Linked DNA regions of Homo sapiens: region 2 is linked to region 1. A link is an interaction called in ENCODE POLR2A ChIA-PET data of the cell type or tissue named here. Cell type or tissue: A673. All regions are shown on one strand. Each heading gives the region's core, and the rest is flanking DNA. Links, peaks and the distances in the headings are about the cores only.

Region 1 (7,301 bases), core at 618-5,617:
GACACAGCGAGACTCCGTCTCAAAAAAAAAAAAAATTCTGATATTGTGGTGATGGTTGCACAACTCTGAATATACTAAAAGCTGAATTGTATACTTTTAATGAGTGAACTGTATAGTATGTGAATCATATCTCAATAAAACCTTTTTTTAAAAACCGACAAGACTAATGACTGAATGGAATCATAAAATAAAGCAAGGAGGGCCAGGCACGGTGGCTCACACCTGTAATCTCAGCACTTTGGGAGGCCGAGGCAGGCAGATCACGAGGTCAGGAGTTTGAGACCAGCCTGGCCAACATGGCGAAACCCTGTCTCTACTAAAAATACAAAAATTAGCCAGGCGTGCTGGCAGACGCCTGTAATCCCAGCAACTTGGGAGGCTGAGGCAGGAGAATAGCTTGAACCTAGGAGTCGGAGGTTACAGTGAGCAGAGATCATGCCATTGCACTCCAGCCTGGGCGACAAGAGCAAGACTCCATCTCAAAAGAAAAAAAAAAAAAGAAAGAAAGAAAGAAAGAAAAGAAACAATAAAGGCGATGAATAAAAGATAACAAGAACCGAAACATTACAGTTTGAATTCTTGCTCTGTCATTTATCATCAGTGTGTAACACTGAGCAAGTTATCTAACCTCTCTGCTTCAGTTAACACCTACCTACAGGGTTGCTGTGAGGATTTAACAAAATAGGTAAAACAGTACAGTGCCTGAGACACAGCTGTCTTTCCCTGTCCTCTTCTCCTACCTAATGCTAAAAATTCTACCACCAATTTTATGGAAACATAAATTCAATGACAGTTGTATCTGAATTGTATGCTAAAGAAGTTATGTCTGTTCCAGGTGACAAATAACTTAAAAGTCACCAATTATATGTAACTGGCAAGGCAACTTTCAACTAATTCACTGCAAGTCGATACTAAGGCACAGGAAAATATAAACTTTATCTCTCAACTTCTTTTTCTCCTTCTCGCCTTCATTTTTAAACACTTCTTTCCTCACCTTCCTGCCCTTTTAACTTATCCTTTATTCCAAACTACCAGTCTTACTTAGGCTGCTATTTATCAGGAGAAAAGGCAACAGTAACTTTTCCATTTTATGTTAAGATAGAAAAAAAATGCTGAGCATGGCGGTGCACTCCTGTAGTCCCCGCTACTCAAGAGGATAAGGTGGGAAGATCGTTTGAGGCCAAGAGTTGGAGGCCACACAGCATTATGATGGTGCCTGTGAACAGCCACTGTACTCCAGTCTGGAAAACACAGTGAAACCTCATTTCTAAAGAAATAAAACACAATATAAAAGATAGGGGCTGGGTGCAGTGGCTCACACCTGTAATCCCAGCACTTTGGGAGGCCAAAGCAGGTGGATCACCTGAGGTCAGGAGTTCGAGACCAGCCTGGCCAACATAATGAAACCCCGTCTCTACTAATAACACAAAAATTAGCCGGGCATGGTGGCACCTGCCTGTAGTCCCAGCTACTTGGGAGGCTGAGGCATAAGAATCGCTTGAACCTGGGAGGCGGAGGTTGCAGTGAGATGAGATTGTGCCATTGCATTCCAGCCTGGGCAATAAGAGCAAAACTCCGTCTCAGAAAAAAAGAAAAAGAAAGATAGGAAAAAAAAAAAAAAAAAAGACTGATCATGTAACTACAGGACAGTTCCAAACTCTGCCTAAGTAACTCATTAAAGTTCCCTAAACAAAAAATGAACGAACTTTAAAAACATGAGAATGAAAAGGCATACAAGAAAGTTTCCTTTGTGTTCACAGGTCTCTCATTTATCTGGAGACAAAACTGTATGACATCTACAGACTGTGACAGCAATTTCTTAGTACAGTTGGCCCTCTGTATCTATGGGTTCCGCATCTATGAATTCAACCAGCCGTGGATTTAAAACATTCAGGAAAAAAAAAAGCACCTGTACTAAACATATACAGACGTTTTTTCCTTGTCATTATTCCCTAAACAATATAGCATTAACTACCTAAATACCATTTACAATGTATTAGGTAATCTAGAGATGAGTTCGAGTATACAGGAGAATGTGCATAGGTTATATGTAAATAGTACCCCATTTTACACAAGAGACTCAAGCATCCTCAAATTTTGGTATCTGCAAGGAGTCTTGGAACCAACACCTCATGGATACCAAAGGACAAGTATATACTATCCATAACCAAGTTTTACTGCAAAAGAAAAAAAAAAGGATAACTATATACTACCTATAGCCAAGTTACTACCAAAAAATATATACTTTAAGTCAGGTGCTCTAAGAAATTAGTGTTAATACAATTTTATTAACCCATGCTTCCATCTTAAGTATTCCCTCATTTGACTTTAATGTTAAATGAAAATTTAGTTTCAAACTACTTTAAAGGACAATGTCTTTCAAAGGGGCACCTGCCTTATAAATGCTTCCGGAATAACATTCAGTAAAAGGATGTGGTTTAGAACAGATGAAATACCACTGTACTGCTGCTTTTGTACACGTTCAGATCAGAAAACTCCTATTAAAAACATGCCAAAATAAATAAATATTATGTCTATGGAAGCTTTTAAGTTAGCCATTCCAACTTTATAACATTCTAAAAAGAACATATCTCTTATGAAAGGTTGCTATAAAGAGCCCAGAACCTTTTCTCCCTCTACAAACCCCTTAACCTTGATGCCTAACTGTATTATCTCACTGTATTTCACTTCAGAAATATTTACTGGACAATGAGTGCACAGAGTAAGTATGCTAAGTAGTTTTAATACACTGTCATTAATCACCACAGCAAACTGATACAATCAGTATTAATATCACCATTTTTAACTGAAGAAACTAAGGCTTCAAAGGTTTAAGTACGCTGGGTGCTGTGGCTCACACCTGTAATTGCAGCACTTTCAGAGGCCAAGGTAGACGAATCACTTGAGCCCAGGAGTTGGAGGCCAGCCTGGGCAACATGGCAAAATCCTGTCTCTACAAAAAATTCAAAAATTAACCAGCCATGGTGGCATGCACCTATAGTTCCAGCTACGTAAGGAGCTGAAGAGTTATCAGGCCACTGTACTCCAGCCTAGGTGACAGAGCAAGACCCTGTCTCAAAAAAGTTAAGTAATGTGCCCTAGATTACAGCTGGAAAAGACAATTCCCTCCTTTTATAATTTCTATTATGTAAAATTTCAAACATACATTAAAGAAGAGAACAAACCCCTTAAACCCATCATGTAGCTAAAATCATCAACTCATGGCCACTTGTCCACGGCCACAATATCCATATTCTCACCCATTCCTGTTTCCTTGCTTAAGTATTTTGAAGCAAAAAACTTTTGTCTGTAAATATTTCGGTGTATACCTCTAAAAATTTATGTAAATATTTCAGTGTATACCTGAAAAAATATTTTCATCCATAAATATTTAAGTAAATATCTCTAAAACATAAGAACTTCAGCAGGCGCAGTGGCTCACACCTATAATCTCAACACTTTGGGAGGCCGAGGTGGGCAGATCACTTGAGGTCAGGAGTTCAAGACCAGCCTGACCAACGTGGTGAAAAACCATCTCTACTAAAAATACAAAAATTAGCCAGTTGTGGTGGCAGGTGCCTGTAATCCCAGCTACTTGGGAGGCTGAGGCAGGAGAATCCCTTGAACTCAAGAGGCAGAGGTTGCAGTGAGCTGAGATCAGGCCACTGCACTCCAACCTGGGCAACAGAGTGAGACTCCCTCTCAAAAAAAGAAAAAAAAAAAAGCTCAGGCATGGTGGCTCAAGCCTGCACTTTGGGAGGCCAAGGCAGAAGGATCACCTCAAGACCAGCCTGGCCAACATGATGAAACCCCATCTCTACTAAAAATACAGAAATTAGCCGGGCATAGTGCCACACGCCTCTAATCCCAGCTACTCTGGAGGCTGAGGCACAAGAATCGCCTGAACCCAGGAAGCGGAGGTTGCGGTGAGCAAGCCTGCACCACTGCACTCCAGCTTGGGCCACAGAGCAGGACCGTGTTTCAAAAAAAAAGAAAAGACAAGAACTCAAAGCTGTACTCTATCATTCTCATTAAGCTATACTTTCTTATAGAATAAATAAAACCCAAGGTACCCTCTGATCTCAAACTACTTAATAAAAGGTAACATTTCAGAACTTTCAAATGCATATGACAAGGGATAGCTCTACTGGATGCAGCCAACTTAATCATCCCTCTTTCTTGAAACTGCTGGTTTCCTTACCCCTATATTAAATTGGTTTCCCTCCCTCCACGCCACCTGCTTCTGGTTTCCATTTCTGGCTCCTCATTTTCCTTCCACTGAGCCATCTGCTCTTCTCACATATACCCTCTCTCTAGATAGCTCGTTCATTATTATGACTTCATCGTATCACCTCTGGCCTAGACTCTGTAATTTGAATTGTGTTCTCTAATCCAAGCTACTGTTCCTCAACATTTCTACTTAAATATCTTGCTATCACCTCAAATTGAATATGCATCAATCTCCAAAAATTGAATATGCATCATCTCCAAAAATCCAGCTCTTCTATCCTCTTTACCAATCTATTAATTATAATTGTAAATCATTATCTTCCAATTCACCCAGGCTCCCCTTAAGTCACACATCAATTTGTGTTGGTTTTTCTCTTGAAATGTCTCTCATCCATCCTTTTCTGTTCCATTTACACTGACATCACTAAAACTCAAGCCTTCAGCAACTCACCTAAATTATCATAAGAGCCCTTGGTTAAAATTCAACTATCTCCATTTCAGTCGGTTCTATATAATAGATTCCCTCCAACAACATATCTACTGAATGACTAATGTATCCTAAGCACTGGCCAATTAATGCAGGGATACAACAGTGAGCACGACAGACACCTCTTTCTAGCAGAGGAAATTAAATTTTTTCAAATAAAATAATTATAGGTTGCAAAAAATGCTGTGACAAAGATTAACACAGTGCTACCATAAAGGACAGAGAATATGAGTGCTACTCTAATTACAGCTTTTAGTTAGAGAAAAAAAAATTTAAGTGGGCATTTTAAGGATGAAGAGGAGGCAGTCATGTAAATATTTAAAGTAGAGTGCTCCAAGCAAAAGAAACTGCAAAGTACATAGGTTCCAGGAGGGGAAAAAAAAGTCTCACGTTACAGAAAATGACCGTATGGCTAGAGATGTGGCCAGAGAACAAGGGCAAAAGTGGTACAATGTGAGGTTGGGAGAGACACAGGCCAATTTTATTCTACATGTAATAAGAAGTAGGCTGGGCATGGGGGCTCATGCCTGTAATCCCAGCACTTTGGGAGGCCAAGGTGGACAGATCACATGACGCCAGTAGTACGAGACCAGCCTTAGCCAACATGGTAAACCCTGTGTCTACTAAAAAACACAAAAAATTAGCTGGGTGTGGTGGCGCATGCCTGTAATCCCAGCTACTTGGGAGGCTGAGGCACAAGAATTGCTTGAACCCAGGAGGCGGAGGTTGCAGTGAGCTGAGATCACACCACTGCACTCCAGCCTGGGCAACAGAATGAGACTGTCTTTAAAAAAGTCATGTAATAAGGGTTTTAAGCAAGGAAATTATAATCCAACACACGCTGTGAAAGAGACTGCTAGTATTCACTAATGACTGTGTTCTCTTCATTAAGACACTGCTATACTACACTTCCCAGCCACCCCTGCAATTAGATAAGATCACATGACTCAGTTCTGACCAATGGAACTGAATGGGTAAAAGTGATATATGCCACTTCTAGCCTGGACCCTAAAATCTTTCTCCACACACACTTCCCCTTCCAAAACAATCTGAGAAGCCAAAGCTGATTATGGTGGTGACATAAGATACAGGTGCCTGTGCTCCAAGTGACTGCATAAAGCAAAGGTGCCCCTCAACACACACACACACACACACACACACACACACACACACACACAGTGATGTGGGAAAGTAATGTAAACTTTCATTGTATTATGCTGCCAAGTAAGAGGTATTGTTGTATCATTAATGCAGAAATCTTAAAAACATTTCTCTGGCTGTTGTGTGCTGCTGTGTGAAGAATGAGTTAAATGGACAGACAAAAGTAAAAATAAAAAGACCTGTTCAGACTCAACAAAAACATAACCCAAATGAAAAATGGGCAAACGAACAAAATAGACATTTCTCGAAATATATACAAATAGCCAACAAGCATATGAAAAGATGCTCATCATCACTAGCCATTATGGAAATGCAAATCAAAACCACAGAGATATCACCATTAAGATAGCTACTATTTTTAAAAAAACATGCAGGAAACAAGTGTTAGTGAAAATGTAATGATATTGGAACTCTTATGCACGGTTGGTGGTAATGTAAAATGGTGCAGCTGCTATGGAAAATGGTATGGTGGTTCCTCAAAAGATAAAAAATAGTTTACCATATAATCCAGCAATTCAACTTCTGGGTGTACATCAAAAAACTGAAAGCAGGAACCTGAACAGATATTTCTACACCCATGTTCATGGAAACACTATTCTTAACAGCTAAAATGTGGAAGCAACCCAAGCTGTTCATCAACAAATGAATGGATAAACAAAATGTGGTATATATAAGCAATGGAATATTATTCAGCCTTAACAAGGAAGAAAATTTTGACATGTGCTACAAAACGGATGAACCTTCAAGACATTAAGTGAAATAAGCCAGCCACGGAAAGACAATATGATTCCATTTATATGAGGTACATAGAGCAAACAAATTTATACAAACATAAAGGAGAAACATGAAGAATAGTGGTTGCCAGGGGCTAGGAGGAGGGAAGACTTGGGGAGTTGTTAGTATGTATACAGTTTCAGTTTTACAAGATGAAAAAGTTCTGGGGACTGGTTGTACAACAATGTGAATATACTTAATACTGAACTGTATACTTAAAATGGTTAAGATGTTCAACTTTATGCTTATGCAGTTTACCACAATAAAAAATAGAAGCTGGGCGTGGTGGCTCATGCCTCCAATCCCAGCACTTGGGAGGCCGAGGCGGGCAGATCATGAGGTCAGGAGTTCAAGACCAGCCTGGCCAATATGGTGAAATCCCGTCTCCACTAAAAATACAAAAATTAGCCGGGCGTAGTGGCGTGCACCTGTAGTCCCAGCTACTAAGGAGGCTGAGGAAGAAGAACTGCTTGAACCCAGGAGGCAGAGGTTGCAGTGAGCCAAGATTGCACCACTGCACTCCAGCCTGGGTGACAGAGTGAGACTCCATCTCAAAAAAAATTAAATAAAATAAGAGGCCAATAGTGTAAGTGAAGAGATGATGGCTGCTTGACTTGAGTAGTATGGTGATGCAGATAAAGAACAGAAG
Region 2 (7,119 bases), core at 1-5,000, 730 kb after region 1:
GGCCTCCCAAGGTGCTGGGATTACAAGCATGAGCCACCGCATCCAGCGTCTTTTTTTTTTTTTCCAGACAGTCTTGCCCTGTCGCCAGGCTGGAGTGCAGTGGCACCATACTCAGCTCATTGCAACCTCTGCCTCCCGGGTTCAAGCGATTGTCCTGCCTCAGCTCCCCCGAGTAGCTGGGACTACAGGCGTGTGCCACCACTCCCAGCTAATTTTTGTATTTTTAGTAGAGATGGAGTTTCACCATGTTGGCCAGGATGGTCTCAGTCTCTTGACCTCGTGATCTGCCTACCTCGGCCTCCCAAAGTGCTGGGATTTGCAGTTGTGAGCCACTGCGCCCTGCCCAGCCGCTTTCTTAAAATGTATTATAATTTTTTTTAGAGACAGGGTCTTGCTGTCTTGCCCAAGCTGGTCTTGAACTCCTGGGCTTAAATGAGTGTCCACCTCTGCCTCTCAGAGAGCTAGAACAACAGGCACGTGCCACTGTGCCTAGCTTAAGACCTTATTTTCTGATACAGACTTTCAGAGCTATAGATTTCCCACTAAACACTGCTTTAGTTGCATTCTCCAAATTTTGATATGTGGTGTTTTCATTTGGTAAATGTTTTCTCAGTTTCTCTTATGATGTTTTTGGCTTATAAGTTATTTTGGTATATGTTTAATTTCCAGATACTTGGGGATTTTTCTCATTTTTTTTTTTCCCACTGATTTCTAATTTCTGTTGTGGTTGAACATATTCTTTGTGTGATTTATGAGAAGAGGTACCGCTTTGGGTAATTGCTGACCATTTGTCTGGATTGGGAACCAAGGAGCAGTTGCAGCTTTGGAGAGTAAGAGTGGAGATGGGAACTGGGTCTAGTTCCTTTCCCTTCTTGGTTTGTATGTATATGTCATTGATAATTTGAGAATTGTGTCAAGTCGGGGGACTACTTCATTATACTGTATTGTCGCAGTTAGGATACTTGTGGTTTATAATTAAACCATGGTCGTTTTGAAATCTGTCAGAAGAATTTGAGCCCAGTATTATACCCTAGTTTTGTTTTCTTTAATAAGTTTAAATATAATTTTTTCCATTTTGTATTTTTTTCTAGAAGAATTTGAGTTGAGTAGTACTCCTTTTTTCTTTGTTTTAATGTAGTTGAACATAGTTCTCTCCTACTGAAACTCCTTTTTTTTTTTTTTTAAATGAGACGGAGTTTTGCTCTTGTCGCCCAGGCTGGAGTGCAGTGACACAATCTCAGCTCGCTGCAACCTCCGCCTCCTGGGTTCAAGGGATTCTCCTGCCTCAGCCTCCTGAATAGCTGGGATTACAGGTGCCCATCACCCTGCCCGGCTAATTTTTGCGTTTTTAGTAGAGACAGGGTTTCACCATGTTGGCCAGGCTAGTCTCAAAGTCCTGACCTCAGGTGATCTGCCCACCTCAGCCCCCCAAAGTGCTGGGGTTACAGGCATGAGCCACCACACCTGGCCTTTTTTTTTTTGAGACTAAGTCTCGCTCTATTGCTTAGGCTGGATTGCAGTGGTGTGATCTCAGCTCACTGCTACCTCAGTTTCCTGGGTTCAAGTGATGCTCCTGCCTCAGCCTCCCTAGCAGCTGGGACTACAGGTGCGTACCACCATGCCCGGTTAATTTTTTTGTATTTTTAATAGAAATGGGGTTTTACCATGTTGGCCAGGCTGGCCTTGAACTCCTGACCTCAGGTGATCCGCCCACCTCAGCCTCCCAAAGTGCTGGGATTATAGGCATGAGCCACTGTGTCCGGCCTGAAATGACATTTTGATCTTTTTTCTTTAAAGTTTATGATTAGTATATATGCATTAAAAACTGGTTGAAAAAATTTTTTTTTCTGTGAAGATACTTTTCTACTGATGAATGCCCTCAAGACTATCTTTTATGAGGGCAGGGACTAAATCTCTCTTACTCATATCTGTTTCCCCAGTGTCCAGCAAAAAATAATCAATATGATTTTGTTCAGCATGTTGTAGCATTGCCATGTTGTGTTAGGTTGAGGTCCAAAGGGTTTTGGTTTTGTTTTTGAGACAGGGTCTCGCTTTGTCACCCAGGCGGGAGTGCAGTGGCAAGATCATAGTTCACCGTAGCCTGAACTCTAGGGCTCAAGCCATCACCTCAGCCTCCTGAATAGCTGGGATTACAGGCACACACCACCACACCTGGCTATCCAAAGGGTTTTAACCCTAGTTTGTGCTTCTGGTGTCTGATCTTCACCTCTTTAACTTTATAGCCTTTGGAGGAAGAGGATAAGAAGGTGGACCAGAACGTATTGCTTGGGGAGAGAGACACAGAATCAAGGATGATTTTGGTTTGAGATAACTGAATGGGGAATATGGCATGAAATCAAGCGAGCTAATTGAAGATTCTTCCGTTTCTTCTAAGATATATTTTCTGTTATCTGGTCTAGTGAGTTTAATTCATCTCAATTTTGATAGACTACTTATGTCATCTAAACTTCAGTTTATGAAATGGTAAATTTATTTTACTAAAATCTTTGCTTTCCTCCTTCTCCCCCTTAGGACATTTGCTACAAGATCCTATTGCACCCACCAACTCCACCTGCCAACATTATGTCTGCAAAACTTGTAAAGGCAAGAAAATGATGATGAAACCTTCCTGTAGCTGGTGCAAAGACTATGAGCAGTTTGAGGAAAACAAGCAGTTAAGCATCCTAGTGAACTGCTACAAAAAACTATGCGAGTATATAACACAGACTACACTGGCACGGGATATAATAGAAGCAGTTGACTGTTCTTCTGATATTTTGGCTTTGCTTAATGATGGATCATTGTTTTGTGAGGAGACAGAAAAACCCTCAGATTCATCCTTTACTTTGTGTTTGACACATTCCCCTTTACCTTCAACCTCAGAACCCACAACTGATCCTCAAGCTAGTTTATCTCCAATGTCTGAAAGCACCCTCAGCATTGCTATTGGCAGTTCTGTTATCAATGGTTTGCCTACTTATAATGGGCTTTCAATAGATAGATTTGGTATAAATATTCCTTCACCTGAACATTCAAATACGATTGACGTATGTAATACTGTTGACATAAAAACTGAGGATCTGTCTGACAGCCTGCCACCCGTTTGTGACACAGTAGCCACTGACTTATGTTCCACAGGCATTGATATCTGCAGTTTCAGTGAAGATATAAAACCTGGAGACTCTCTGTTACTGAGTGTTGAGGAAGTACTCCGCAGCTTAGAAACTGTTTCAAATACAGAGGTCTGTTGCCCTAATTTGCAGCCGAACTTGGAAGCCACTGTATCCAATGGACCTTTTCTGCAGCTTTCTTCCCAGTCTCTTAGCCATAATGTTTTTATGTCCACCAGTCCTGCACTTCATGGGTTATCATGTACAGCAGCAACTCCGAAGATAGCAAAATTGAATAGAAAACGATCCAGATCAGAGAGTGACAGTGAGAAAGTTCAGCCACTTCCAATTTCTACCATTATCCGAGGCCCAACACTGGGGGCATCTGCTCCTGTGACAGTGAAACGGGAGAGCAAAATTTCTCTTCAACCTATAGCAACTGTTCCCAATGGAGGCACAACACCTAAAATCAGCAAAACTGTACTTTTATCTACTAAAAGCATGAAAAAGAGTCATGAACATGGATCCAAGAAATCTCACTCTAAAACCAAGCCAGGTATTCTTAAAAAAGACAAAGCAGTAAAGGAAAAGATTCCTAGTCATCATTTTATGCCAGGAAGTCCTACCAAGACTGTGTACAAAAAACCCCAGGAAAAGAAAGGGTGTAAATGTGGGCGTGCTACTCAAAATCCAAGTGTTCTTACATGCCGAGGCCAACGCTGCCCTTGCTACTCTAACCGCAAAGCCTGCTTAGATTGTATATGTCGTGGCTGCCAAAACTCCTATATGGCCAATGGGGAGAAGAAGCTGGAGGCATTTGCCGTGCCAGAAAAGGCCTTGGAGCAGACCAGGCTCACTTTGGGCATTAACGTGACTAGCATTGCTGTGCGTAACGCTAGTACCAGCACCAGTGTAATAAATGTCACAGGGTCCCCAGTAACGACGTTTTTAGCTGCCAGTACACATGATGATAAAAGTTTGGATGAAGCTATAGACATGAGATTCGACTGTTAAATCAGTGGGTCTTTTAAACCTACTCCTGGTAGGGAAATAGCTACAGTTTTACGGCAGCTATGGTTCTGTTGGTTTAACTTGCCGGAGCTCCTGCATATAGATCACTTGTATCAAGTGTTTTCATTGCTAAGTTATATGTGTTAGTGTCGGGGAAATAGTTTGCAGATAATGGAGGAGTAACCCTACAACTATATGTCCTTAGTTCTTACAGAACCTCATAGTTTGAGAACAAAGCTGATGCAACTGATTTATACAAAATGAACTTTGGCAAGAAAAATAACATTAACCTCATTGTTTATGGCCATGCTTTGTGCATAATCAAAGTTTATGATTAAATGTAAGGAAGTGGTATCTAGTCAGTCCATAAAGATTGTGCTAATTTTTTTGTGGAAAAGTAGCCATTAGTTCAGGAAACTCAGTGCTGCCTTCAGATGTCATTGATGTTTCTCCTGTTGGAAAGCTGATGTGTCCAGCTCAACCTTTGTGCTGACATCATACCATTTCTGATCATGAAATATTGGCTACTGGTGTATGTAGCAGTTCTTAAATCAGCAGTATTATGAAAAAAAATTCCCCCTCATTAGAATGTTTAAGAAATCTTTTTAAAAAGTAAAATTCTGTCAGACTACAAATGTTTAGCTGTTACTCATTTCTAGGGAAGAAATTCTAAATCCCTCCTTCACTTTGAGCAGTGTTCTAATTGGATAAATGAAGGAGAGTAGTTTTATTCTGAAGGTAATTAAATTTAGACTATGTAGTATGTGACAGAATTTTTTTAAAATTATAAAAAGATTTTATTTAGTAATTGGGATTTACTTAAAATAATTTTGGAATAATGCTCCCAGACTTGCCCAGATTTGTGTATTGTACTTATTGCCACTGGCCGCCACTTTGACTTATTTTCTCTAATAGTTTATTTGCCACAGTCTTTATTTTGAATATGCTCCTAGTTTTTTTTTAGGGTGCTGTTCATTATGAAGGCTTCTTTATAGAGGCCTAATAAGAATGCCTTTTTATAAAGCCTGTGCATTTAGGTAGGTTGAAGCTAGGAGGATTTTCTTTAGAATGCTCTTTTGCATGTAAAGCACAAAGTATGTTTCAGTTTAAATGCACTTCTTCCGGTTAATTTTTATGGGGAAGACAAGTGAGTCACAAACATTCTGTTGAAGGGAAATCTAGTCAGTTGCTTGAAAGAGCACAGCCCAAATAAAACAAGGACTGACTAGGTGTAATGAAATAACCTGTGATTTAAAAGAAGAGCTGCAGCTTTGACAGTGCTTATTTAAAGAAAAATACTGCTGGAAAATTTCCAATTTCTACTACGTTCACCATCTCTAGTAAGATCTGACATATGCTGAAGTTATGTTTTGATTTGGCACACAGCATGTTCAATGATGGTTACTCGCCTAGTACAAGACATGGAGAAGAAACCTTTGGACACAGAGCAGATGACACCTCCTTCTGTTTTGTAGTGTATCCTGGTGTCATTTTCTGTGAATGTGGTCAGGTAGAGTTGTTTTTGTTGTTGTTGTTGGGCTTTTTTTTCTTTTTTTTTTTTTGGTCTCTTTTGGTGGGGTGGGGGTGGGCTAAAGCCATAGGAAGAAAAATGTGATGTATGTGTCCAGTATGTACTATTTTGTTTTTGTTTTGCAAGAAGAGTTGAACTATTTTTGATAACAAGAGTAAATGGTGGAAAATGCTTCTTAGTTGTCTTGTCTTTATTTGCTTTCCAAGATTTGGAATTTTATTTAATTCCTTTAAGTGTTAGCAGTGTCTTATGAAACGTGTATTTACCTAACGTTTGTAACAGTTTTGTGTTGAACCCAGATGCCCTGCTATATAAAGTTGTAAATCTGTTCTTTATTCACTAATGATCACTGCAAAAATGATTAGAAATGAGATTGTACACATGGATGAGGATATATTTTGCAAATCGACCAAACTTTCCTAATATTATGATCTTAAAATTCATAGAGTACTTTATTGCTTCCCAAGTTTGATAATCTTGTGGGTTTTTTTTTTTTTTTGATGCATGGGAGGTTGGCAATATAGACAAAGTGGAAATCATTAGTATGTGAGGGCCTTGATTGTTATGTAATATTGCCAATGATGAATTCAGGTTGTTTTTAGCACAAGTTTCTCTTTTTTATGCTGGTATTCTCACTGCCACATTTTTGGAAACCTGTATTACACCTTAAATCTATCAATAAATGATAGTTTTCTAATTCTATGTTGTAGAATACTGAAGAGTTTGGGATAGCATGCTCTGAATGGTCTGTATTATATACATCTGGGGAAGAGTAATCACAGTGCCTTGATTTTTATATTATTTTTCTTTATACCACGAGTTACTTAGGAATGCTGACAAATGGCTAACGAGGGATGATTGAGAGATTATTACTGAAGTAACTGGATTTACTTCATCAGGATTTGAAACCACCAAAGAACAGCAGCATTTAATAAGACACATCCTGAATTGTTGAGTCCTTGTTATTAATATAAATGATCAAATGATCTTTTACCTTAGGTAATAGTTTTAGAGCTGACAATTTTATCTTTTTGGTTAGCCTTATTAAGTCTGCATTTCCGGGAGGAGGTGTAGTATGGTCCTAGGGATAAAGAATTCCTTTTATTTCATTGTATTCTTAGTTAAAACAATTTATTGGTGACCTTGTTGAAGAAGAGTAAAAGTTTTATGGGAATCAGATGAAAAATAAATTGTCCATAACCATATCATAGATAAAAAACAGAAATGCTTTAGAAAATACTAAGTTCAAAGTATGGTATTTTATACTTTTCTCTTTTTAAAAAAATTAAAAGCTAGGCACAGTGGTGTGTGCCTGTAATCTCAGCTACTTAGGAGGCTGAGGTGGGAGGATCACTTAAGCTCAGGAGTTCGAACTCAGCCTGGGCAACATAGACCTTGCCTCTGAAATAAAATTTAGGTACCCCAAAACATGCCGTTACACATTCTTTTAAAATAATGCATTATAGA

Evidence for each region. Peaks named below come from ENCODE experiments on the same cell type or tissue, not always from the same donor. Only the 100,000 strongest peaks of a DNase experiment are listed, where the experiment ranks them.
Region 2: POLR2A ChIA-PET joins it to region 1 with 5 read pairs; 2 of 35 experiments call an interaction of 5 or more read pairs at or near these places.

The regions. Positions count from the first base shown.
Region 1 is chr3:136,881,142-136,888,442 of GRCh38, reverse strand. All of the region lies in intron 1 of NCK1 (NCK adaptor protein 1), which reads right to left. Among named protein-coding and RNA genes, the nearest start is that of NCK1, 23 kb to the right of the region's middle. In A673, for the core only: no CTCF peak of the experiment used is centred there; no DNase peak of the experiment used is centred there.
Region 2 is chr3:136,148,152-136,155,270 of GRCh38, reverse strand. MSL2 (MSL complex subunit 2) reads left to right here. Exons shown (of 2, transcript NM_018133.4): 2 at 2,533-6,354. The coding sequence ends at 4,124. Among named protein-coding and RNA genes, the nearest start is that of MSL2, 45 kb to the left of the region's middle. In A673, for the core only: no CTCF peak of the experiment used is centred there; no DNase peak of the experiment used is centred there; H3K27ac peaks cover 2,589 bases.